Regions from separate parts of the Mus musculus genome. Here regions 1 and 3 are each linked to region 2. The links are chromatin contacts, found by Hi-C or POLR2A ChIA-PET in ENCODE. All regions are on one chromosome and are shown on one strand. The core of a region is the stretch at or near the end of the contact, and the rest is flanking DNA. Distances in the headings are between cores, read along the strand shown.

What was found. A loop is a pair of places that touch in the nucleus more often than their neighbours do. ChIA-PET counts read pairs that join two places held with the same protein, here RNA polymerase II (POLR2A).
Region 1: a map of left cerebral cortex shows a loop between it and region 2 (7-fold over the local background). The contact joins the promoter of Wdr5 here to the promoter of Brd3 in region 2. A Hi-C loop is called at or near these places in 17 of 37 maps with a recorded cell type or tissue (adrenal gland, gastrocnemius, heart and 3 more). POLR2A ChIA-PET finds 5 or more read pairs at or near these places in 4 of 5 experiments (Patski and embryonic stem cell).
Region 3: a map of left cerebral cortex shows a loop between it and region 2 (3-fold over the local background). The contact joins the promoter of Brd3os here to the promoter of Brd3 in region 2. A Hi-C loop is called at or near these places in 5 of 37 maps with a recorded cell type or tissue (T-helper 1 cell, adrenal gland, left cerebral cortex and 1 more). POLR2A ChIA-PET finds 5 or more read pairs at or near these places in 4 of 5 experiments (Patski and embryonic stem cell).

What each region holds. Positions count from the first base shown.
Region 1 is chr2:27,513,830-27,518,667 of GRCm38, forward strand. Wdr5 (WD repeat domain 5) reads left to right here and starts at 1,318. Exons shown (of 14, transcript NM_080848.2): 1 at 1,318-1,451; 2 at 4,800-4,838.
Region 2 is chr2:27,473,422-27,478,264 of GRCm38, forward strand. Brd3 (bromodomain containing 3) reads right to left here and starts at 2,252. Exons shown (of 12, transcript NM_001113573.1): 1 at 2,156-2,252.
Region 3 is chr2:27,440,432-27,445,436 of GRCm38, forward strand. It overlaps Brd3os (bromodomain containing 3, opposite strand), which reads left to right and starts at 2,005. Exons shown (of 2, transcript NM_001360791.1): 1 at 2,005-2,383; 2 at 2,497-3,790. The coding sequence starts at 2,952. The coding sequence ends at 3,206.

The sequences.
Region 1 (4,838 bases), core at 68-2,567, 39 kb after region 2:
TGGACAGGTTTGAATGTTATCTGAGAGGTGGGTGGCAGAGGATTAGGTTTGGTTTCCAGTCCGGTTAGCTAGGCAGATACGGAGATGTTATTCTTACCATCCCATGCTCCACTCCATCCAGGGCTCCTGGCATAGGTCTGTTAGACACACAGATTCGTCTGAACTGTTTCTGTGCCTTTAGCAGGAGATTCCAGGCCAATGTCAGTCTTCTCACACTCTTGTAGCTATGGCAACCACACACTCTCCATTCTCAAGCTTCAGTTGCTTAGTCCCTCCCTCTGCACAGGTTCCCCACGCGTTATATTTGATATTCCCAGACTGGAAGATGAGGCTGCACAGGTCATAGCCACCTCCAAGAGTCTAAGACCATGTGAGTTAGACAGTGAAGTGAGAGGTGCAGACCTGGCTCCAGGTTCTCCTTCTGTCCCTGTGTCCTCCTCTCTGGGTGTTTTCCCCGTTAGTGACAGGAGTAGAGGTGGTCCAACAGGAAAGAGGGCTGTCAAAACTTTGCTAACTGCAGGCCGGCCAGCCTGCTAGGGGCTGTCTTGTGAAAATGAGATAAAGCCTTTAAAATGGAGCTCCAGAGCCACACAGGAGCCAGATTGTAGTGGATGCTGTGGCTGCCTGGAATGTGAACTGCCTGAGCCTACATTCAGGTGCAACTGCATCGTTCCAGATGCATGCATAGCTGGAGGACTTGGAGCCCCTGTGTTAGGGACACTTGCCTTTCCTGTCCACATTCTTTCTTGTTTGTCTTCTAAGTCAGGTAGCTCCTCTCTTGTCAGCGTGCAGGCTTCCTTCTCTACAGTAGTGCCCTGCCTTCCCTGGACACTACTGTAGATCTCTCCCTGCAGCGGTAGCTCCTAAGACCTTTTTCGGAGTGTGTCTGTGTGGGGTGGTGGTGGTGGTACAGCGTAGCCTCCTTATGGCCCTGTAGAAGAGAGGCAAGTATGTTCAATTTGAGCTGTGGTTTGCAGCGGCAGGAAGCCCCCCGCCTTGCGGTAGGCTGGGGAGGCCGCAGGAGCTCCGGACTTCCGGACCTCGTGGACATCCACCAGTGGCACCAAGAGGTTTCCCAACAGTCCTGGGCAGGCACGGGCCAGCACAGGCAAATTGTAACTGTTAGCTTGGCTACACAGCCTAGAATAACAGGAGAGGCACCTAAGCACGTTCTCACCCATCTTTAATTCTAGAGTGCTCCAGTCTGCAGTTACCGAACACCAGTAGCGGTCAAATAGGAAGCGAGAACCACAGACGGCCCCTTTAAGGCGCTCCGCCTCCTCTAGTTTTTCTGACCCTCGTCGCCGCCCGTTGTCCCGCCCCTCGCGCACGCGCAATCCCTCCCGCCTCCCGCGCCGCTGCCGCCTAGTCCAGCAGATCGTCTGCTCTCGCGCGTAGGGCTAGCCGACGCGACGCCAGAGCGCCCGGCCCCGCCGCCGCGGCCCCGGCAGGTAAGCGAGAAACCCGGTCCCGCGGGCGCGAGGCGAGCGGCGGCCACGAGGGCCCTCGGGCTCCGGGCTCCACAGCGCCGCACGTGTTCCGAGGGCCTCGGGCCGGGCCGGACGCCGCATTTGCGGCCGCGCCCCGACCCCGCCGCCCCTTGTGGCCGCCACGGCCCGCTACTTCCACTGCGGCCCCTGCTACGCCCCTAGACCCTTAGTCCTGCGAGCTTCTCGAGACTCACACCTCAGACTGGCGTCACTGGGAGTGGAATTCTCTGTCTCATCGGGGACACCCAGCCAGCGTCGCGCAGGTTTCCTTGGCCACTTGGCGCCTCTCGTGCTGCGGGCACAACCCTCATTTGTGTCCTAGCGCAAGTTTCTACCTGACTAGGGCTGACCGGTCAAGGGTTTCTGAACATTGTCCGGGACAGCCGGGCAGTTGAGCGCACAGTGGTGTGAAGCCAAGGCTACTAGTACCTAGGTATCTAGGAGCCCAGAGAGGATGGGTTGGAGTTCTTTGTTGGGTTACCTACTGCACTCACCTGAGTGACTGAACCATTCTGTCTTCCCATACTTGTGTACTAGGGTGGAAACCAGGAGTCTACATTTGACTGGAGGGAGACTGATGGCTGCTGCCCTTCCATAGTCAGGCTCACTCTAGTGTAAAGCCCCGGCTGCGGCTGCCGGTTACCTACCTCCTTTGTGGGCAGTGGAGGCCAGCTCCAAACCACCTGCTGAGGATCCTGCTTAACCCAGCTTCCTCCCAGACCTGCCCTCCCCAAGTCCTGCTTTCCTGAGTGCTCTGTCTTGGACTCTACCCTGTGGAATTGGAAAGTGGTGGTCTCCTTTGAGCCGGTTTCAGGTTGATGCTAGCCTCACATTTAACTGCTTTGAATTCCTGAGCCTCCTGAATGCTGTGAGGCAGATTGGCTAATGTTGATATTCTTTCTTTCTTTCTTTCTTTCTTTCTTTCTTTCTTCCCCGTTTTTGTTTTTGTTTTTTGGTTGGTTGTTTGGGGCCCACATCCTTAGAGCTCTTCATCCTTAGAGCTGGAATTAAAGTGGGTGGTGCTACAACTAGTGTCTTCAGATGTTAATATTTGTCTTCCTGAAAGACCCAGCTTATTAACGATGTGATGGGCAGGGCTGGGTGGTGGTGTGCTTGTTGGCAAGGTCATCCACCTGCTGTTAGGTGAATCTCTTTATATGCTAAAAGAAGCTTAGTTCCTAGAGACTTCCCACACTGGAGATAGATCTGCCCTACACTGTTGGCCTTTCATTTCACTGGAGTAGGGAGATGAGATGCTGGTTGAAAGAGACTTTCTAGCCCTTTTCATTACTTAAGTCTCAGCTCCTGTTGCTACCTGTATGGTCCACAAAAGTGGTTGCTATGGGAACTCATGGCCATAGTTGCATTAAGAATAAGCACCAGGTCAGGCCTGGTAGTTGATTTATGCCTGTTACACCAACCATACCAAGCTTGAGACTGGTTTTTTAATACCAGTGCATAGCAAGACCCTGTCTCCAAAAAGCTAAAAGCACCAAGCAGCTGGTATTTCCTGGGCACAAGAGCTTTGTTTGTGGAGAGGCCCCTGGGACCTACCCTAGTCTGATCCTTGCACCTGGGCTTGAGCTACAGCGGATTTGACCTTGATGGAGATGGCTGCAGGTAAAACAGCTTGGCTGCACCTGTGTGGTGCATGGTGTTCCTGTTCTTTCCTCTAGGATTGAAGACTTTGAGGCATTGTTCTCTTTTGGTGTCCTTTCATCTTAGTCTTATGTGGGGGTCCATGTGAGGTTTCAGGTTTAACCTCAAAGCCAGACTTTACATTATGATTGCTCCTTACATTGATGGCTGAGGAATGTCTCAGTAGCTCTCCGTTAGAGGAGTACTAGCTCATTTCCCAGTCAGGTGGTGTGCTTTTCTGGATGCGTGCAGGTGATGGGCCCTCCTGTAAACTGCAGTAAACTGTTGCAGTTGCATACATGTTCAGGCTGAGTCTGTCCAGCTGACTGGAATAACTACTTTCCCTCAGACCTGCAGCTTATCTGCTGTTGTTTGTGCTGCTCCCCCAGAGGTTTCTTTCACATGGGGGCAGTGACTACTCTGTTTTATTCTTGGAGCGCTTTCGGTAGTACTTTGTGCACTGAGTCCCTGTGCTCTGTAAGCTCTAGGTATTGTTAAAGGCATGTTGCAGTTTATGAGGTCACAGGGAGCCACTGAGGAGGTGAGGCCACTGTGTTTCGTCAAATTATTTGGGTGTATTTTAGAATTTGGGTAAGTTCACAGACTTGTGCACAGAAAGTCTACCTCCTGTTACTTGGCCTGTTGTTTCTGTTAGAAAGCCTTTTAAATACTGTGTCAAGGGCTCTTTGAAGCAAACTCACATCCCTGTATACACCTGTCTGCTACAGTGGGAAGCCTAGGCCATCACACAGAGTGTCTGAAGCGTCAGCCCTGGGATAGGGTGACAGTTATCCCCAGCTTGGGACAGTTGATTTGTTGGAGGGTTCAATGTGGTGGTCGTGTTTCTCCTTTTTATTCTTTTATTTATTTATTTATTTATTTATTTATTATATGTAAGTACACCGTAGCTGTCTTCAGACGCACCAGAAGAGGGTATCAGATCTCATTACGGGTGGTTGTGAGCCACCATATGGTTGCTGGGATTTGAACTTCGGACCTTTGGAAGAGCAGTCAGGTGCTCTTACCCACTGAGCCATCTCACCAGCCCCCCTTTTTATTCTTTTTCTTGGGAATCTTTCTATTTTTATGTTTTAAAGATTTATTTTACATTTATAAGTACAGTATAGTTGTCTTCAGATACCAGGAGAGAACATCAGATCACATTACAGATGCGGTTGCTGGGAATTGAACTCAGGACCTCTGGTAGAACAGTCAGTGCTCTTATCCACTGAGCCATCTCTCCAGCCCCAGAATCATTGTTTGTTTGTTTGTTTATTTATTTATTTTGTTTTTGTTTTTTTTTTTCGAGACAGTGTTTCTCTGTGTAGCTCTGACTGTCCTGGAACTCACTATGTAGATCAGGCTGGCCTGGAACTCAGAAGTCTGCCTGCCTCTGCCTCCCAAGTGCTGGGATTAAAGGCGTGCGCCACCACATCAGGGCAAATTTTATTTAACTTTTGTTTTCCCTCTCTGCATGTAAGTCTGTGTGCCATGTGCATGCAGTCCCTACAGAGGCCAGAAGAGGATGCCAGATCCTCTGAGCTGGACTCACAGATAGTTGTAAGCTCACAAGTGGGAATCAAACTTAGGTCTTCTGGAACTGCATTTGGCGAGCTTAGCTACTGAACTATTTCTCCAACAACCTTTGTTAAAGAGAGGATTTGTTTATAGGCCCCTTACTATAGAGTTCAGCTGACAGCCTCTTCCATT
Region 2 (4,843 bases), core at 1,002-3,501:
CTGGATCCTGTTTTCCCACTCATAGTTCCCCGCGGCTCTTCCTTCTAAGGTGAGATCTGGATAACCAGCACTTATCTGAACAGTGGGTAACACTTGTGACCTTGGGCCACCCTCCCCTGGGAAGGCTGTGACACAGTAAACCAGGAAGTGGACAAGGTAACCCTGAGAGCCCCTGGGGGCACAGCTCCAGGCTTACAGAAGCCGGAGTAGAGGCAAGCCAGGCAGGGCCTTTCCTTTCAGCACTCCCCCCCATTTTCACCATCTAAGGGAGGGAGGACACTTTTACAAGCTCCATCCCTCATTCAAAGCTCATTTCCAAAACAGGATACTGCACTGTGGAAAGAAAGCAGTTACTCTTTGTGAAAGTAAACCTGGCATCTCCTAAAAGTAAAATAAATAAAGTAAATAGATATATAGGTAGGGAAATGAACGAACTGGCACACCCCCTGGTCATCCACCCTACAAAAGCTTTTTAATGCCTTTCTCCTGAATTCCCCGGATGTGGGGCTAGGTCTGGATCGCCACAGATTCCTGGTGTCTTGCTAAAGCAGTGGACCCGGAGTTTATAAGCAAGGTCAGGAAGAAATTACCCCCACCTCCTGAACTGTCAAGCTTGTACCTCACCTCTCATGATCTACAGCCAACAGTGCACATCAAGGCCTCCAACAGAACAAACAGCAAACAGGCCTCTATTTGCGAATGAGAGGCCACACTCAGGGCCACTCAAAAAAGGTCACTGGGGCTTGGGGCTTGATCCTTGGAGTCCTTCCTTTCCTGGACCCTGGAAAGCCTGTGAGAAACTCACTTCAAGCAGCACAGCAGAGATCTCAGATCTCTTCAGGGGCACCCCCACCCCCAGTAATGCACACCACTAAGAAAGTGCAAAACAAAAGGGGGGGGGGATGGACGACACAACAACCAGCTTGTCCTCATGGGTTAAGGGGGACAGGACCTGAGCCCTTCAATTCCTTCACTCATTTCTCTTCCTGCACCCAGTCCCATGTTAGCCACTGAAGAACACAAGAATGACCTCAGAGACACAAACTTATACAGTTAAGAAGTTTAAGGTAGAGAAACAACAGCTGTGCACTTATTTCTGGCAGAAAGCTCTTAATCAAAATTGCAAAGGGCAGAGCCTTAAAATTGAGCCCTAAAGTATGAACTCACAAAAGGTATGCCCCGGCTCCCAGTGAGCCCCCTTCCCGCTCCTTACCGCCCCCCCCCCGCCGCCCCAGGGCAAGAAGACTGTTTATGGCTTCCTCGTTAGCCCTGCCCCCGTCGCAGCAACTGGTGGAGAGAACTTCCCCAAGCCGCCAGGATTTTTCACCGGGAATCCTCAAGAACCTTACATACGAGAGGCTTTGGGGTGCGCATTCCTCACCCAACTAGCTTGCGTGTTATACACGAAGTAAGAAAAAGACGTGCACCCCACCCCTTCCACCTCAATCCGAATCGACCTCGCCCGGATTAAGTACTCGTTTAGGCTGATTTCAAAACATGAACTGGGTTTCCTCCTGGCCTGGCTGCAATAATCCAGTAACTCGTAAGCGCGCAAAGTCGTCTCCCGGGCCATAACTCTGCAAATGCAGCCGCCGCCCCCCAAGCCACGCCGCGGCTGCCCCACTTGCAAGGCTCCAGCGGTGTCCAGGCCCAGCCTGGCCTGCCCTGCGACGATCCGCCCTAAGTGGCGCCGGAGCGACCCTGGGCACACCGCGCGCACCTTCCCGCGCCGCGCATCCTCCAGGCAGTCCCCTTCGGAAGATGGCGGGCAGAGGAAAAGGGGAAAGGAAAAAAAAATCCCTTCCGTGAGGGAGGGCTGGCGCAGAGAGCGCGGGCTGTGCCAAGTCCAGGCTGGGCGCTCCGACCAAGGCGACGCCTCCCAGTCCGGCCCGAGGCGACCGGCAAGCCGCGGGCGCACAGCGCAAGGCGGAGGGCAGCGGAGCCCGCGCAGTCGCTGCGACCCCGGGCAGGCGGCCGCCCCGCTTTGTTGCATCGCGGCCGCGCACAAAGGCGGCGGCCCCGGGCTCCGGGCTTCGAGACGCGCGGGAGGCCTGCACCATGCGTTCCGGGCCGTGTTCTCTCAGCCAAGTCCGCCGCCGCCACCGCCACCGCCGCCGCCGCCCAGAGTGTACAAGGAAACGAGAAAAAGGCGTACTTGGCCTAGGCGGCTCCAGCGCCGTCTGCTCCCGGCCCGCGCGGCCGGCTCCTCTTTGGCTCGCCGGCCCCGGCAGCATAATAGACGCGCCGGAGCTGTACAGGGCTCATGCGCTACGCCGCGGCGCCTGGCGGGAGTCGTAGTCCGCGCCCGGGCTCGCGCCAGGGCCGCCCAGGGGAGGCCGAGGCGCACGGACTACATGTCCCGGCCCCGCCGGCGCCACGCCGTGCCCCGCCCCGCGCGCCCCCGGCCGCCCGCCCGGCCGCCCTGGCCGCCAGCGGGCCCGGCCTAGGGGCGCGTGGGGGCGGGGCTGGGAGGTTGCCCGCCAGGACCCGAGGCGACGCTGGAACCTTGGCCCGCCCGCGCGCCTTCACTTTAGCGTTCTCAGCCACACGCAGGGAATAAGAACTGGTGGGCGGATTTCCAGAAGCCTAGGAAAACGTGGGAAAGGCGGGAACGCAGTTAGCACCCTGGGGTCACTACCCGGGTACCCCGAGGCCTCCCTCAAACCCCGAATGCTCACAAGCAGGGAGGCGCGCACCGGCCCCAGCCCATGTTTGTAAACAAACCGCGCGCCTAATTAGCCTGGCGAGGGCGCGCGCAGGGCGGTCCTTGCCAGGGAGGAGTCGCGATCAATCCCGCCCCAAAATCCTGGGGCGGGTTGAAGACCTGGGGACTCCGTAAGAGACCTGGCTGGTGGTGCCGGAAAAAGGCGGATTCTCCAAAGCTAGACACCAGTAAGGGATGCTTCAGGCTGTGCCAGCCAACTTTCCCTCTCTGGAGTCTCAGTGTGTCCCCATGTGCCTATGGAAAGACAGGAATGAGATTAAGTCCCGCCCTTTTTCTGCGTTTTGAAAGGGTTAGGACGGGGTCACACTTCAGATCTTGGTTTTGGTGAAAATTACAATGGTGCCTACGTTAGTCAGTTTTTATCCAGTTGTAATTTAAGGTGGGTGTGTGATAGACCCCAACAAAAACGTTACAAACAAAACAAGTTTTTCCATCAGTGCCCGCTGAACCTGCCTGCCAATGCAGGGTTCCAATTCTGCTGTGAGCTGGACCTATTCCAAGATCCTGGTGTCACTGAGTTTATTTCTGGCTGAGCGGGCACTTTGCTGCATGCAAGAAATGCACAGGTGGTTATGGTATTAAATACCAGACACACACACACACACACACACACACACACACGTACACACACACATACACACACATACACAACGAATATGTTCTGTACCTGAAAATGAAAAAGGCTCAAGAAGGCAAAGTGACATCCTTGGTCTCAGAGGTCCCAAGCTCCAAGCCCAGGGTCCTTGGAAGAGATTTGAGGACAAGCTGGAGCCTCTCCAGGCTCTTCTTGTCTCCTCTTTGGTCTACAGCATGGGTGCTTCTCACACCCTGGGGCGAGGTGGCCACTGCAAGGAAGCCCTGCTGTTTAGTCGCAGACTGAACACAGGGTAGGAGAGCAAGACCTGGGAGGCTCTAAGTTAGAGTCCTTAAACTCTTGAACCCAGGCTCCCCAGCAAAGCCATGACTGGGAGCTTGCAGAACTGCAGTCACCTTGCAGGTTCTATTATCATTCCTGCCATCTGGGTCTCACCTTTCTGGACACACTGAGCACTCTGGCTACTAGGACAAGGGACTTGCCAGTTAACTTTTTAAACAAAACCCAGAAAACTCTGTGTGTGTGTGTGAGTGTGTGTGTAACTATGTATGTGTGTGTGTAACTATGTACATGTGTGTAACTATGTGTTTGTAACAGTGTGTGTAACTGTGTGTGTGACTGTGCATGTGTGCGTAACTGTGTATGTGTGTAACTATGTGTGTGTAACTGTGTATGTGTATATAACTGTGTGTGTAACAGTGTATGTGTGTGTAACTGTAACTGTGTATAACTGTGTACATGTGCGTAACTATGTGTGTGTAACTGTGTGTAATTAGGTGTGTGTATAACTGTGTATGTGTATGTAACTGTGTGTGTAACTGTGTATTGTGTAACTGTGTGTGTAACAGTGTATGTGTGTGTAACTATGTATAACTATGTGTGTAACTGTGTATGTGTGTGTAACAGTGCATGTGTGTGTAACAGTGTATGTGTGTGTAACTATGTATAACTGTGTGTGTGTGTAACTGTGTATGTGTATGTAACTGTATGTGTACCTGTGTATGTAACTTTGTGTGTCTAACTGTATGTGTGTAACTGTATGTGTGTCTAACTATGTGTGTAACTGTATGTGTGTGTGTGTAACTGTGTATGTGTGTGTGTACATGTGGCACAGAGCACATGTGGAAATTAGAGGACAGTGTGAGAGCCAGCACTCCCCTTCTACCACATAAGACTCGAACTGGAATCACCAGGCTCAGACACAAGTTCCTCAACTGCCTGAGGCATCTCTCACAGGCTTAGTGACTCACCAGTTTAAAAGACCCCTTGGGGCTGAAGAGGTGGCAGTGTACTTAGGAGACCCTATTGCTCTTGCAGAGGATCTGGGTTCCATTCCCAGTACCAACCCTCTTGTGAAGTCCATGGGTACCAGGTATGCACACAGCATTATTACATAAACAACTGGTAAAAGTAGAGCACCCACATAATGTGAAGTCAGTCTTTCAAATATATTTTTAAAGATTCTATCATATACCTTCCAAGCCCCCACCCAAAAAGATCTGCACCCAGGCTTGATCTTGTAG
Region 3 (5,005 bases), core at 755-3,254, 33 kb before region 2:
CTGTTCTTCCAGAGGTCTTGAGTTCAATTCCCAGCAACCACATGGTGGCTCACAACCATCTGTAATGGGATCCGACGCCCTCTTCTGCTGTGTCTGAAGACTGTGACAGTGTACTCACATACATGAAATAAATACAGCCGAAGCAAGCAGGGCAGAAGTGAGTGAGCAAGCAGACCAGAGCGAGTGGAGCCATGGGGGGGAAAAATTGGTATTCCATCCTGGGGAGTGGTGGTACATGTCTTTAATCTCAGTGCTCAGGAGGCACGAGACAGGCAGATCTCTGTGAGTTTGAGGACAGCCTGATCGACAAATCGAGTCCAGGACAGTCAGGGCTGTTACACTGAGAAACCATATCTTGAAAAATAAAACAAAACAAAACAAAACAAAACAACAACAAAATGGTATTCTGTACTTTGGTTTTGTTTTGGGGCTGTCCATGGTGTCAATATTCTTTTTTCTTTTCTCTCTCTTATCTTTTTGAGATAAGGTCTTGCTAGGTAGCCTTGGTTGATCTGAAACTCATTGACTAGACTAAGCTGGCCTCAAACTCAGAGATCTGCCTGCCTCTGCCTCGAAAATTCCTGCCACCACCATCCCACCCTGCTCCTTTTCCAACACCCACTGATGTCAATATTCTTAACTGGCATCGGACTAAAGTGTGAAAATAGAACTTATGCAGAAAAATGATGGACACGGGGTCACAGTGTTTGGTCGGGTGTAATAGGAGTGTATGCTGAATTTTCCTGGGGCTTTAGGACAATTCAAATGAGCAGTATGTGGAATGGCGGAATTTCGCAGCTACTTTTGAAATGATGCATCCCACACCACATTAAATAAATTGAAAACAAATGTGCCCATCATCTGAGTGGGATGTCAATAATAACAGCAATAGGTCTGAGAAGGAAACTGCACAAAGAAAATAAGGACTGAAGACAAAGCTTAGCCTTAGAGCACTTGCCTAACATGCCCAAGGCCGTGGCGTCAAACTCCAGACCACAAAAGCTCCAACCCAAACATAAAATTAATCCCAGCACTGTGGGAAGCAGAGGCAGGTGGATTTCTGAGTTCGAGGCCAGCCTGGTCTACAAAGTGAGTTCCAGGGCAGCCAGGGCTATACAGAGAAACTCTGTCTCGAAAAAACAAAAAAAGAAAGAAAGAAAGAGAGAGACGGAGGGAGGGAGGGAGGGAGGGAGGGAGGGAGGGAGGGAGAGAGAGAGAGAGAGAGAGAGAGAGAGAGAGAGAGAGAGAGAGAGAGAAAGAAAGAAAGAAAGAAAGAAAGAAAGAAAGAAAGAAAGAAAGAAAGAAAGAAAGAAAGAAAGAAAGAAAACCTCAGAAACCATGTTAGGATCGAGAACTGGGAAGGTGCCTAATGCTAACTCCTAATCCCTCTTCAGCATCTCCTCCAGGTTTCCTAGCCGCTCCTCACCCTCCATGCTCCTCCTTACAATGCCCCCAAGCTCTTCTCCCCAGCTCTTAGCCCCATCTCCCTCCCAGTCCTGACTCCAGAGTGTCTTCCCCAGGCTCCTTTTCTATCCTGGCTTCTCCCTTTGTGTTTACCACCCCCTCCACTCTGCAATGCCCACTCTGCTTCCCCCAAACGCCTCTTCTTCCTCTGCCTCTTCAGGCTCCTCCTCTCAATCCTCATCCTCTCCTCCCTAGCTCTGTCTTCTCCTAGCATTCCTTTCATGCTCCCCCCTCCAGAGCCTCCCCATCTCCTAGATTCTTCCCCCACTACACACTCCCAAATTTCTCGGGATCCTCCTCTCTCTCCACTCTCTCCTTATCCTGGATCTCGCTCTGCCTCTTTCTCCGGCTCCTCCTCTCTTCAAGCTCCTCCCCTCTCCCTTTTCTCTGGATCTCCTCCTCCCCCTATTCTCTCCGCCCCCTAACCTAAGTTCTCTCCAAGCTCCCCCTCCCACTCCAGTCCTTCCCCTTTCCTTCCCCACCGCCCTCTGGACGCTCCTCCTCTCCCTCTAGGTCTTTGGCCCCGCCCACAGAATGATCGATGTGTCCGTCTGCAGGCTGGTCCTCGGTGCTCGGCTCGCCACGCCTGCGACGCTGCCATGGAGACGTAGCCGCGGCCTCCTGGCTCTGCCCGGGACCTGGATCCCTTGCGTCAGCAGGCCCACGCGTGTCCGCGAGCGCCGGTGGCAAAGTCTGCTTCGCTGGAGCATCCGGGCAAGCGGTGACTTTGCTGGCCGCTGGGGCGTAGGGCTCGCATCCTTCCTCCTTCCAGTAGCTCTCTACTCCATAGCTGAGGACCGCTTCTCTCACCAGCGGAGAGGAGACCCTGGGACCGCCAACCGTCTGTGGGTTATTAAGGGACCTGCGATTGTCCATCCGCCTCATCCTTCCGCTCAGCTCAGCTCAGCAAGCTGCATCCGTGAGTAACCTCGCTTGAACACTCTGGCCCATAGAGGCTGCTCCTGGTGGTGAGGCCCATGCTGGGCCTGTCCCCGACTCCCCTCCCCTTCCGACAGTTTCTTCCCTTTGTAGTGTCACCCTTGGTAAGAGTGGAAGACTGGCTAGAAGAAAGGACCTGAACCAACGCTTAGTCCACATCCCCATTGTGTTTTGAGCGGGGTGGACAGGCCAGCCCCTGCTGCAGACACCCTGGATACATCTCTTTGAGCTCAGCAGTATTGCAGCGGCAGTGGACACCTGATAAGCTTCCCAGGAGTGGTGTGGAGTCACTGTCAACACTAGAGCACTTTGTCTGGAATGGCTCTCACGTGGCTCCTGAATGGTCAGAGATGTGTCTTGGATTCTCCTGCCCTCCTGAGGATCTTGCCTATGGAAGGTCTAAGTTACCTACTTTCACTATTAAGTTGAACAAGGACTCCCAAACCCAACAGCCATCAAGGTTGTTGGCCAACTAGTTACAAAGCACAGCAGCCGGCTGTTCCTGGCCTAGGAGGAAAGCCAGGTGTGCAGGACGCTGGGCCTGTGGGATGAGTGGGCGAGTCCCGCTGGCAGAAAAGGCCCTGTCAGAATCCTATGCCCGCCTCCGGTACAGGGATACGTCCTTGCTCATTTGGCAACAAGAGCAGCAGAAGTTGGAGTCTGTACCACCTAGTACATACCTGAGCAGAAGCCGCAGCATGTGGTACTCCCAGTATGGAAATGAGGCCATCTTAGTTCGAGACAAAAACCAGCTTGGGGTCTCTAGGGACACTGGCCAGTCTAAGTTTTGCTCAATCATGTAATTCCAGGGAGAAGACCCTTGATGGCCATGAAGATCAAGCCGTGGTATAAAAACGCAACACCCAAGAATGTCATCCAACACTTTATTAGGGGCACAACAGGTACCTAGATGCTCCTCTCACTGCCCAAGCCCAGGAAATGCTTCCAAACAAAAGGGAAGCAAGAGAGACACACACCCCGACCCTCACCTGCTGTGAGCTGCTGCCTGATATAGAATGGATCAGGTCCAGGGTAAGGAGGTGACTCTTCTTGCAGGGTCCCAGATCTGTCAGCTCACTGCAGTGGCATGTGAAAGGGGGGCAGTGCTGGTAGTGACATTACTGCGTTGTGATAGCATCCACACTAGCCACCAGATGTGGCCTCTTATATAGGTGTGTCCTTAAGCAAAATGTGCCCCGAAGTGATTCCAAGCCTAATCGAGTGTGGGGAAAGTGGATTCTGATGGTGACGAATCGGATCCTCTCTTCTACCAGGCTGCGAAGGCACTCATTTAGAGGCTAGCACTTCCCCCCCCCCCCATGGCTATGCAAATGTGGGGATGCATTTTGTCAAAACTGAGCTTTCTAAATAAACATCTTAAAAACTCTTCCCTTTCTCATTTTTCTTGTGTAAAACCTTACTCAGCTTTCTAAAATAACAGTAATGGTGACAGTGGTTGCCGAGAGCCACTGTCCAAGGGTTTGCACGTCTCCTCACTCTGCACTGTGTTGTCAAACTGCTCCAGAGGCACCAACCCTCCCCGTGCACCTTGCTCTGCCCACTCATCAGGCAGATGACACCTGGCTTGTAATGTATGCAAAAGGCATGTCTCATCCATGGCTGTATTCACTGTACTCTGTATCTCTTTGCAGATGTGCACATTTGTGTTACAACTATCAGGATACGGTGCATCCCTCAAACACTTCATCCAGCCTGACTAGCTGGAGCCTCCTGAGGGGCCTAGGTCCTTAGGCTCAGTCCCAGCCAAAATCAAGGGTATGGGTTAGACTTCTGTAATACATTCCTGTAAATATAGAGGAAGCCCATAGATAGTATGGGTTGGTTGGCCTGACCTGGGGCATAACACTTAGAAACTGTTCCAAGTTCATTAGTTTCTGTCAAGTCTTTCAGTTCAACTGAAATGCTGCAAGCAAGCTTCATGTGTATCTGGAATTCCCACTACCTGCTCACACATTATCCTAACCCAAGGCCGTCTGTCTGAATCAGACACTGCACATTAACTTGGAGATAGACCACAGATGTGCTAGGACTGTGAGCACTTGGGCCTCTGTCTTCAGGCGAATAGCAGATATGGGTAGCACACAGCATGATGCTCCATGTAGGACACTGGGAAGCCACTACACTGCTTACACTGCAGAGGATGCCATCTGTGCTAGGAGGCCAGGCCAATGCCAAAAGACCTAGTCTGATGAGAAGGGTTAGTGTCAGCAAGAGTGCCAAAGTAGCCTGACCCACTCTGGATGGGACGGACATTCCCTAGAGCCCAGTGACCCTCCTCTCATTCCTTCTTCACGGTGCCTAAGCCACACTACGGCCAACTTGTAGTGAGCAGTATAGGGCTCTTTATATGTTCTAACACATTTCTACTTGGCCCACTACATTTGGAGGCCTATCCCACAATTAACCTGTCAGTCAACCGCAGCAAGGGACGGGTGGTGTGGACATAGTGAGACCTCAGGAGAGGCATGACCTCACTTAGGATGGCAGGCAGTCTAAACGAGGACTGCAAAGGACTCCCCGTACCCCAGCACCATGACAGGACAGCAGCTGCTCAAGTGCTTTGTGTGTTCTGTGAAAGGGC